3 separate regions of the Homo sapiens genome follow, and all the other regions are linked to region 1. The links are chromatin contacts, found by Hi-C or POLR2A ChIA-PET in ENCODE. All regions are on one chromosome and are shown on one strand. Each heading gives the region's core, a stretch centred on a gene start or an enhancer-like site at or near the end of the contact. The rest is flanking DNA. Distances are from core to core; before and after follow the strand shown.

What was found. A loop is a pair of places that touch in the nucleus more often than their neighbours do. ChIA-PET counts read pairs that join two places held with the same protein, here RNA polymerase II (POLR2A). Pooled maps may share reads with other maps.
Region 2: a map of IMR-90 shows a loop between it and region 1 (2.3-fold over the local background). The contact joins two enhancer-like sites. A Hi-C loop is called at or near these places in 1 of 168 maps with a recorded cell type or tissue (IMR-90). POLR2A ChIA-PET finds 5 or more read pairs at or near these places in 2 of 52 experiments (OCI-LY7 and activated T-cell).
Region 3: a map of heart left ventricle shows a loop between it and region 1 (4-fold over the local background). The contact joins two enhancer-like sites. A Hi-C loop is called at or near these places in 13 of 168 maps with a recorded cell type or tissue (Caco-2, PC-3, aorta and 9 more), 5 of 37 single-sample maps with no recorded cell type and 18 of 50 pooled maps. POLR2A ChIA-PET finds 5 or more read pairs at or near these places in 7 of 52 experiments (AG04449, CD4-positive, alpha-beta T cell, IMR-90 and 4 more).

Annotation. Positions count from the first base shown.
Region 1 is chr15:25,773,900-25,776,858 of GRCh38, reverse strand. All of the region lies in intron 2 of ATP10A (ATPase phospholipid transporting 10A (putative)), which reads left to right. Among named protein-coding and RNA genes, the nearest start is that of MIR4715, 73 kb to the left of the region's middle. Within about 2 kb of position 1,443, at least 8 of the 41 ENCODE cell types and tissues checked have a DNase peak (open chromatin) inside an H3K27ac peak, as active enhancers do.
Region 2 is chr15:25,692,470-25,695,428 of GRCh38, reverse strand. It overlaps ATP10A (ATPase phospholipid transporting 10A (putative)), which reads left to right. Exons shown (of 21, transcript NM_024490.4): 14 at 283-610. Among named protein-coding and RNA genes, the nearest start is that of LINC02250, 120 kb to the right of the region's middle. RefSeq lists an enhancer at 1-249. Within about 2 kb of position 1,373, at least 2 of the 41 ENCODE cell types and tissues checked have a DNase peak (open chromatin) inside an H3K27ac peak, as active enhancers do.
Region 3 is chr15:25,843,640-25,846,598 of GRCh38, reverse strand. The region is part of intron 1 of ATP10A (ATPase phospholipid transporting 10A (putative)); the gene reads left to right. Among named protein-coding and RNA genes, the nearest start is that of MIR4715, 3.7 kb to the left of the region's middle. RefSeq lists an enhancer at 683-1,524. Within about 2 kb of position 1,395, at least 2 of the 41 ENCODE cell types and tissues checked have a DNase peak (open chromatin) inside an H3K27ac peak, as active enhancers do.

The sequences.
Region 1 (2,959 bases), core at 194-2,693:
CTACAGGGAATGACGTCCGTCAGATGGTGCCCCAGAGGCGGAATAGGGTTGTATTTAATGAAGAGCATTTGAAAAAGTGCGCAGTGTTGAGGGGCTACAACAAAAACCGGAAGGCGGTGGGCATGGCCCACCCAGACCCCAGAATCTGAAGGCGAGGCCTAGACACCGGGCTGATGGCTCCGGGACCTTAAATCACCCAGCTATTTCACTTCTGGCAAAAGAAACAGAGATCTTGAGACGTAAAGATTTGATGTAAGAGTTGGAGTTGAATGGATGTTATCCAAGAATTGAGAGAGGCCCCCGTGTGGAGCATCACACTGTCAGGCAATGTCTCACATTTGTTCAGCCTCCTGCACGCCAGGCCTACTGTATCTCCCACAACTGTAGTAGAGCAAACATTTTTAAACACAATTTCACAGAATTTTAAGTATAAATCTTGTGAGATAATGATTATCACACCAATTTATAGATGAGAAACAGAAAAAGTGAAGTCAGGAGATTCTCCCAAGGTGCCTCCCCTCCCCCACCCCATCCGTCAGTGTGGATTCGGAGCGGGTTCCTCCACTTTGCGTGGGGTGTCTGCTGTCTCTCACCTGCACATTCGTGCAGCCCTGCCACGAAGGTGCATACGTTCAGATGTTCTGTGGGTAGCAGTTTCTAGTTCATTTGTAACATTTGTCATTTCTGCAGAACTAGGAGATCCCTAGACTGATAATTTTATATAAAACTCAGTGTTTTCAAAGACTCATTTTTGTAAGTTTTAATTCATTCAGCAGATACGTACTGAGCATTTATTATGTTTCTAACGCCATTCTAGGAGGTGCATTGATCAAAACTGGGGAACATCTTTCCTGCCATAGTGCTTACATGATCTATGTGAAAAGTTGGATAGACGGTTGAAGTCTTCGGTGCTAACTGTAGACGAGAAAGCAGAAACAGGGATATGAAATGTCAGATGAGTGTTGGAATTTCAGCCGGGGTGAGGCGGGGACAGGGCTGTCCTGCTTGAGAACAGCTGGAGAGTCCAGACCCAGAGGACACGTCAGTGTCGGGAAGAGCCGTCCCAGAGGTGACTTCTGTGTGGGTTAATTTACTGAGAAAATAGTTTCCAACAGTTTGTCTCTTGGGTGGACCTGTTTGGATGAGTGCCCACAATCCCAGCCACACCCACGTCCTCTGTGCAGCGCTGTGGGGAGTAGTCATTGTCAGGCTTGCAGGAAGATCTGCTGCTGACTCTTCCCAGGCGTGTGCACATGTGTGCACGTGTGTGTGTGCACAGTGGTGCGTGTTCCAAATAAGGAAGAAAGATAAAAGGAGTATGGAAACTTCCTAGGCTGGACAAACACTGCTCTTAAACACGTACCTTCACAGTCAGGTCAGCAGTGATGCCAAGGCGGAGACAGGGTTTCCCCTCTGTTTTGTGAATACACTGTGACCAGTCCCTGGGGGGCCTGGTGTATTCAGGCTCTGACTCAGCACGGTTTTCTTTACAAAGGAGAGTCAGTCCCACCCCAAGTTACTTGACAGAATTCAGAAGCTTAGAAAGTGACTTCAAAAGTCCAAATATGTAGAAGACAAAATATTTTTTTTAAAAAACTGCTACCTACACATGCTTCCAAAATTGTCTCTATCACAGGAAAACTAGAAGTGAAAAAGTATAATTTGCAAGGTAGTTTTTGTACCCAAGTCTCTTTTTCCCTAAGCTTTTCAAGTTGTTAGTCTTTAATGAAATTTAGCTACATTGGCCGTGGAATTGAAGGAGGCAGCATAATCTATCATCTAAGTGGAAAATAAAGACAGCTGCCTGGGTATGGTAATTAGATCGGTCAGTTTTAAGCCTTTACAAAGAGGCTTCCATGTTTTTCTCTTATACATTCAAGGATAGTCAACAAGCTCATAATTTATACTGAGACATTTTTGTTTTTAAATTTAACAATCTCATAATTTTCTTGAAGGACATTAAATCTGTAACAGGAAAGACAGAAATAAATGACTTTGACAATACAATAACTTTATTTAGATTAAATTTTTAATTCTAACAAGTGTGGATATTCATAGAAATTCAGTTCTGTAGGTAATATGATTATTTGAGACATACCATGTTTTTTCATATTAACTGTGTTTATTTCATGGCAATATAAGTTTGGCCCGAAGAAGATTTTTTTTTTAAATTCTGGTGACTTCATAATGGATTCTTTGCCTTTAATTTATAGTCTATTAAATCACCATGTACAGAGAGTGCAGCACCAGCACTCTGATCTTTTTTTTTTTTTTTTCTTTTTGAGACGGAGTTTTGCTCTTGTTGCCCAGGCTGGAGTGCAATGGCACTATCTCGGCTCACTGCAACCTCTCTGCCTCCCGGGTTCAAGTGATTCTCCTGCCTCAGCCTCCCAAGTAGCTGGGATTACAGGCATGTGCCACCACTCCCGGCTAATTTTGTATTTTTAGTAGAGACGGGGTTTCTCCGTCTTGGTCAGGCTGGTCTTGAACTCTGGACCTCAGGTGATCCACTCATCTTGGCCTCCCAAAGTGCTGGCATTACCAGTGTGAGCTACCGCACCCGAACCTCTGATCTAAATGAATAAATTAATGCCATGAAGTTGATAATAATTTGGCTAGTCTGAAATATTTATCCAAAAAGATCTTCTTATATTGTGTGGAAACTTAAAATTTTTTGTGTGGTTGGAAATGATCATTTCTTATTCCAGAAGTAAAAAGACAGCCAAAGCAGTAAGATGTTTTAATTCTGTTCAAGGTAGCGTACAATGTGAAATGCTTTTTTTCTCTTTAACTATATTTTCACTGTTTAAAAAAAAAAACGGGAATTTAATAAAATTTCCAATTTTCCTAAATGTAGTTTAATTGCATCAGCAGTTGCAAAGGGTTTGAAACTTCCTCTGTGTGTATGTGTGTTTCTGGAGCAGGGATTTCCTTACCAGTAGGAAGAGGTGACAATGTG
Region 2 (2,959 bases), core at 124-2,623, 81 kb after region 1:
TCTTGATCTCCTGACCTCGTGATCCACCCGCCTCGGCCTCCCAAAGTGCTGGGATTACAGGAGTGAGCCACCCACGGTGCCTGGCCACCAATTCAGTCTCTTCTCTGGGGAAAGTCATCCTCTCCGGCTGAACTTCACAGTTTCTGGAGGGTGGCCTCTGGGCAGGCGGGTACTGCAGCCTGGAGCCCGGAAGGATGTCAGCTCCAGAGGTGTTGAGCCAGGGCGGGGATGTTTGTGGCATGACTCTGAGGGAACTGCGCTGTCCTCTCATGTCCCTTTCAGGAGGCGTGTGCAGCCCTGCTAGACCAGTGCCTATGCTACGTGCAGTCCAGAGGCCTCCAGAGAGCCCCTGAGAAGACCAAGGGCAAAGTGAGCATGAGGTTCTCCTCTCTCTGCCCACCCTCCACGTCCACTGCCTCTGGCCGCAGACCCAGCCTCGTGATCGATGGGAGAAGCCTGGCCTACGCTCTCGAGAAAAACCTGGAGGACAAATTCCTCTTCCTTGCCAAGCAGTGCCGCTCCGTCCTCTGCTGTCGGTCGACGCCTCTGCAGAAGAGCATGGTGGTGAAGCTGGTGCGGAGCAAGCTCAAGGCCATGACCCTGGCCATAGGCAAGTATCCCAGCTGGCCAGACGGCCTCCTCCCAGCTGGACCCAAACTTCCTCTACCCTTCCATGCTACACCACGAGATGGGAAAACACTTCCTCACCTTTCTTTCTGTGTGTAAAATCACACCCAGTGTGATAGAGCAGGCAACATGTTCCGAAGGTAAAGTTTACATTGGAAAGCCACAAAAGAGAGTAGCAGAGTTACAGGTTCATGCTGCAAGGTCAGTAATCCGGTGCTGCTTTACGGCAACAAGATGGAGCTTACCCTGTTTCTCAGGAGACAGCACACAAGAGACCTGCCTGTCCCAGTCTGTCCTGGCCACAGCAGAGGGCACTACACACTCAGCCTTAGCCCAGGCCAACTTAGAAGGTCCTTTGCAGCTGCTTCTGGTCACCATGAGCCTCCGGGTGTCCAAGGCTTTGTAACGCCCTAAGGGCCCAGAGGCTTGGTGACCAGAATTCCCACTGCCTCCTGTCAGCTGTGCTGATGGTTCTGGGACAGGCTTCTGAGTAAATAAGTCCATCATCAGATACGCATCACTGCTCAGTTTTACACCAGTTATTTAAGGACTGTGTTTCTCATGGTGGTTTTTCCTGGCAGACACTGTTGGCCTGGAGAGCCCTGTCTGCTCCTCTCCAGGGAGGGGATGGTGGCCACTCGCCTCCTTCCAGGACATCCTCTCTGCCCACTTCTAGTGCAGGCAGAGTCTCTAGCACAGGTTCAGGGGCTCAGCAGCACCACCTCCTGGTGAGGGCCAGGAAGGAAGCAGTGGCCGTGACCCCCACATGCCAACAATTGGGCCTCCCTGTAAATAGAATCTACTCCTAGGTGAGAACTGGATCAGAAATCAAGTACCCTCGCCAATCAATCAGCCAGTGTTGGCAGTATTTTCTGCAAAAGGTCTGTGACAGCCCCTGCTTGTTGACATGGAGATTGCTGCCTGTTCACAGTGGGCACCTCACCTGGCCAGAGGAGACCGCTGTTGAGCCTGGGTTACAGTGGCAGTGAGGAGAGCGAGCACTGGCCTGAACACGGTCGTCATGGGGACCCTGCCCTACACACCCTGAGGCCAGTAACCGCTAAGGAGAGTGGGCACAGGGCACGTGTTCAGGAGGCCCGGGGAACCTAACAGCCATGGCCTGTCCTGAGGCCATCTTTGCCTTCATGTGCCTGGGGTGGCCCTCAGGTTTCCCTGAGGAGCTGGAAACGGTCTTCAGGCTGACCTGCACCACCCCTGTCCCAGCCTCCTCCTCTGAGCGTCAGCGTCCTTCCCTGGGAGCACGAGGACAACGTCAGCCCTGAAAGGCCACAGTACACAGTAAGACGTGAATGATGTTTCCCTGGCCTGGCCAGTGCCTGCCTCAGCCGCGTAGCCACTGGTGTCTGGTATTCCTGAAGAAGTGGAAGGAAATCCTTGGCAGATTAAAAAGAAAAGGAAACACAGAATGGAATCTCAAAAGAAAACGGGAAAGTAATGACCCATAAGAACATCAGCACATGGCTGGGCACGTGGTTCACACCAGTCATCTCAACAGTTTGGGAGGCCAAGGCAGGAAGATCACTTGAGCCCGGGAGTTTGAGACCAGCCTGGGCAACATAGTGAGTCCCCATCTCTACAAAAAATAAAAAAAATTAGCTGTGTGTGGTGGCACACACCTGCAGTCTCAGCTACTTGAGAGGCTGAGGTGGGAGGCTCACCTGAGCCCAGGAGGTCAAGGCTGCAGTGAACCGTGATCACACCACTACACTCCAGCCTAGGCAATAGAGTGAGAGACCCTGTCTCAAAAAAAGAAAAAAAAAACTGCTGGGGCAACATGGTGGGCGAAACCCCATCTGTACTAAAAATGCAAAACCTGGCTGGGTGTGGTGGCATGTACCTGTAGTCCTACCTACTCAGGAGGCTGAAGTGGGAGGATCACTTGAGCCCAGGAGGTTGAGGCTGCAGTGAGCCATGATCATGCCACTGCACTCCCACCTAGCCTGGGTGACAGAGTGAGACCCTGTCTCAAAAGAAAAAGAAAGAAAGAAAGAATGCGTTAAAGCATCAATGTGACCTACTCCTAGTGCCCAGTGGTTTATAATGTAGAGAGCATCGTTGCATACCATATCTCATGTTTTACCGTATCTCATTTTAAATGGGACATTCTGGGGAAAGCTGTACAGATTTTTATTGCTTCAGAGAATTCCAATTTGATATATATTAACTGATCAGTTAATATTGGTCTCAACATTATAAAGAACAGGAAAATCACAGGGAAGAGACATCCTGTAGTCACACTACAAGTCATTCTAACTTTGTGTATCTGCACCTTTTCTCATTTGTGCAACTTGGGATGTATGCCCTGATTTGG
Region 3 (2,959 bases), core at 146-2,645, 70 kb before region 1:
CTTGAAGAACGCTCAGCAGTGTGGGACCACCACCATGGTCTACCCTCATGCCCAGGGGTGGCCCTTCTGCGCTGAGCATGTCAGTTCTGAAGGTTGAGGCATGAGGGGTGGGGCGCTCTGACTCCTCCACTTCCTGGAAGTGGACCACGTGCTAACTTGGGGCTTGTCACTGTCACACTGAGCAGCTGAGCTGTGCTCCACTGGCACACACAGCCTTATAACCTTAAGCGTGTTCTATCTTGTGCTTTACTTTTAAAAAATTGTTTTATTATGGTGAAATATACATAACATAAAATTAGCCATTTAACCCTTTTAAGTGTGCAGTTCCGTGGAATTCAATACCTTCACATTGTTGTGAGCATCACCGCCGCCCTCCTCTCCAACACTTTTTATCCTCCCAAACGGAAACTTTGTGCCCGTGAAACACTAACTCCCCCTTCCCCCATGCCCAGCCCCTGGCAACAACCGTTCTGCATTCAGCCTCTACGAAGTGGACTGCCCTGGGTGTCTCACGTGAGCGGAATCACACAGTACTTGTCCTTTAGTGACCGGCTTATTTCACTCAGCATCGTGTCCTCAAGGCTCATCTGTGTTGGAGCATGTGCCAGAGCCTCCTTTCTGAGGCGGACACCATTCCATTGCATGAACCCACCACCACATCTTGTTTATCCATTCATCTGTTAAGGGACCCTTGGGCGCTTCCACCTTTTGGCTGTTGTAAACAGTGCTGCTGTGAACATGGGGGTACCAGTGTCTGTTTGAGTGTCTTGCCTTTTTCGTCCGTGGAGACATTCTGCATGGATTCCGGGACGGCTTTGTTGGGGTGGTGCCTAGGGCAGCATGCACCCTGGGGACCCTCCCACGGTAGCATTTGTGCTGCTCTCAGGACCTCTAGGGAGGTGGCCCCTTAACTCACTATGCTGCTGCTGCCAGTGGAGAGGTGTCGGGCCCTGGCTGGGTGTTTACTCCCCTCCCTGTAGTCCTTTGGCCAGGGAGCCCAGGAGAGTTGCTGTCAGCATGGGTGGGGTCGGGTGCCCTGTCTGTGGTCTTGTTGCCTAGATGTCATCCCACACTTTCTCTCAACCTTGACACTTCTTGTAAGGCCCTGCTCTCTGGTAACAGGGACATGACTGTGAGCTCGAGGCAGAGTATGCAAAACAGTTCCGGGGAGGCTCAGTGTGTATGTTGGTGGAGGTGGCCGGGCCTTATCACAGTTAACTTCGGCCATCACCCAGGTGGCCTGACACACACACACACACACACACACACACACACAAACACACAAACGGTCCGTGCTGATTTCCTGATTTTGAAGGCTTCACTTGGTCTTCTTGGCCTTTTGTTGAATATGTCACTGCCACCTTCGTTAATACATTCAGTCTGTGTCCCTTGTGCGTGCCCAGATTCCTGGCAGTCAGCAGTGAGAAGCTGCCTGCCAGCGCTCCCCGCAGTTCCCAAGAGGCACCAGCCAGAGGGGCTCTGTGAGAGGCGAGGTCTTGCTTGGTGAGTGTCCACCTCATCACACACTTTCTCCTGGTGTTTGGGGGGGATTTGTGGAGAACCACTTTCTCCGGGTATTTGGTAGGAGTTTATGGAAAACCTTTTCATTCATCCCTTTGCTATGGCCCTTGTTCAGGCCTGTGCCCCTTGGATAAAATCAGAAGCACACAGTGACTGGGGATGGGAGGGACAGGGAGAACAGCCATGCCTGAAACCTGTCATTTAAGACAAGCTGAAGCCACCTCATGTGCCGGTGCAGGCTGCCAGCCCCTCCTTGTCTCATTTTGCAGACAGGGGCTAAGCATGTCCCCAGACGGCAAGCCACAGGGTCCACAAGTGCTGGCTGTTTGGCAGCTCGTGCACAGCCAGGTCTGCCCTCCTCACTGCTCGCCCACCGCAGCCTCTCAGGGTGGTCCAGCCAGGAGGGGCAGGAGCCCTCTTCTTCCTTTGCCACTCAGGGTGCATGGGGCGGGCAGGAGGATCAGGTTGGGGGGCTGCACCCTGAGTAAGTGCTTGTTCTCCCTACATTTTAAAAGCTCACAGGAAAATGGAGAGTTTTTCCTGAAAGAAAACAATTTCAATTATTTGGTTTACTTTTGATTACCTGGACAATTAATATCCCTTTATTTTAAAATATGACATCATAAAATCAAATGGACTAGGAACATGGTGATAAAATAGAAAAATATCTCTTAAACTTCCTCAGTTTAGGAAGACCCATAAAATTCCCTTTTACTTGCCTCATAATTTAACTTGAGGTTGCAGTTTATGAGTCCTCCCTTTCGTAGAGGCTCCAGCTGGCAAAGACGTGCCGTGGAGAGAAACGCACCACCTGTTCCCTCAGGGTCCCTTCTACTGAATGGCAGATTCTCCCCTCGTCTTTATGAAAATGTTCAAATTGCAGTGTTGTGACACATACCCCTTGTAAATAACAAATATGCGAGCAAAGTGTATGACAGAGGTATGTTTTAATACCGTGTGCTTTGTGGCCTTGTATCATTAGTTTCTGAAATTTTGACTCCTTCATGTTCTTGGGGTGACAGTAAAATCAGGTGATCTCTCTATTCGATTTGTCTTGAACACAGGTATCCACTGTGGTGGGCGCTGTCTCAGTTTTGGCGGTGGGTGATAGTGTCATTTCAGACAAGCACTCTAAAACAGCTCCGCGAGACCATGGGAAGCAGGAAATCGGCTAAAAGGGAGACTCCAGCCCTTCCAGTGCCTGGTCCGTGTTCTTGAACTTAGTTTCTTGTGTTAACCGGAAAGTGCATCCAAAAATAGCTTCTAGAGTTAGTGGGGTCTGCGACGGGAGCTGTGGGCATGGCATGATTTTCCCAGATAGCTCAGATGGGAGTTTCCCTGTGGCAGCCGTGCGTCTGTCTTTCTACAGGGGACCAGTTTTCCTTGAATATCCCCAAAGGACCTTTTCTACTCTGGATGCCTGGATAAACTCTGAGTA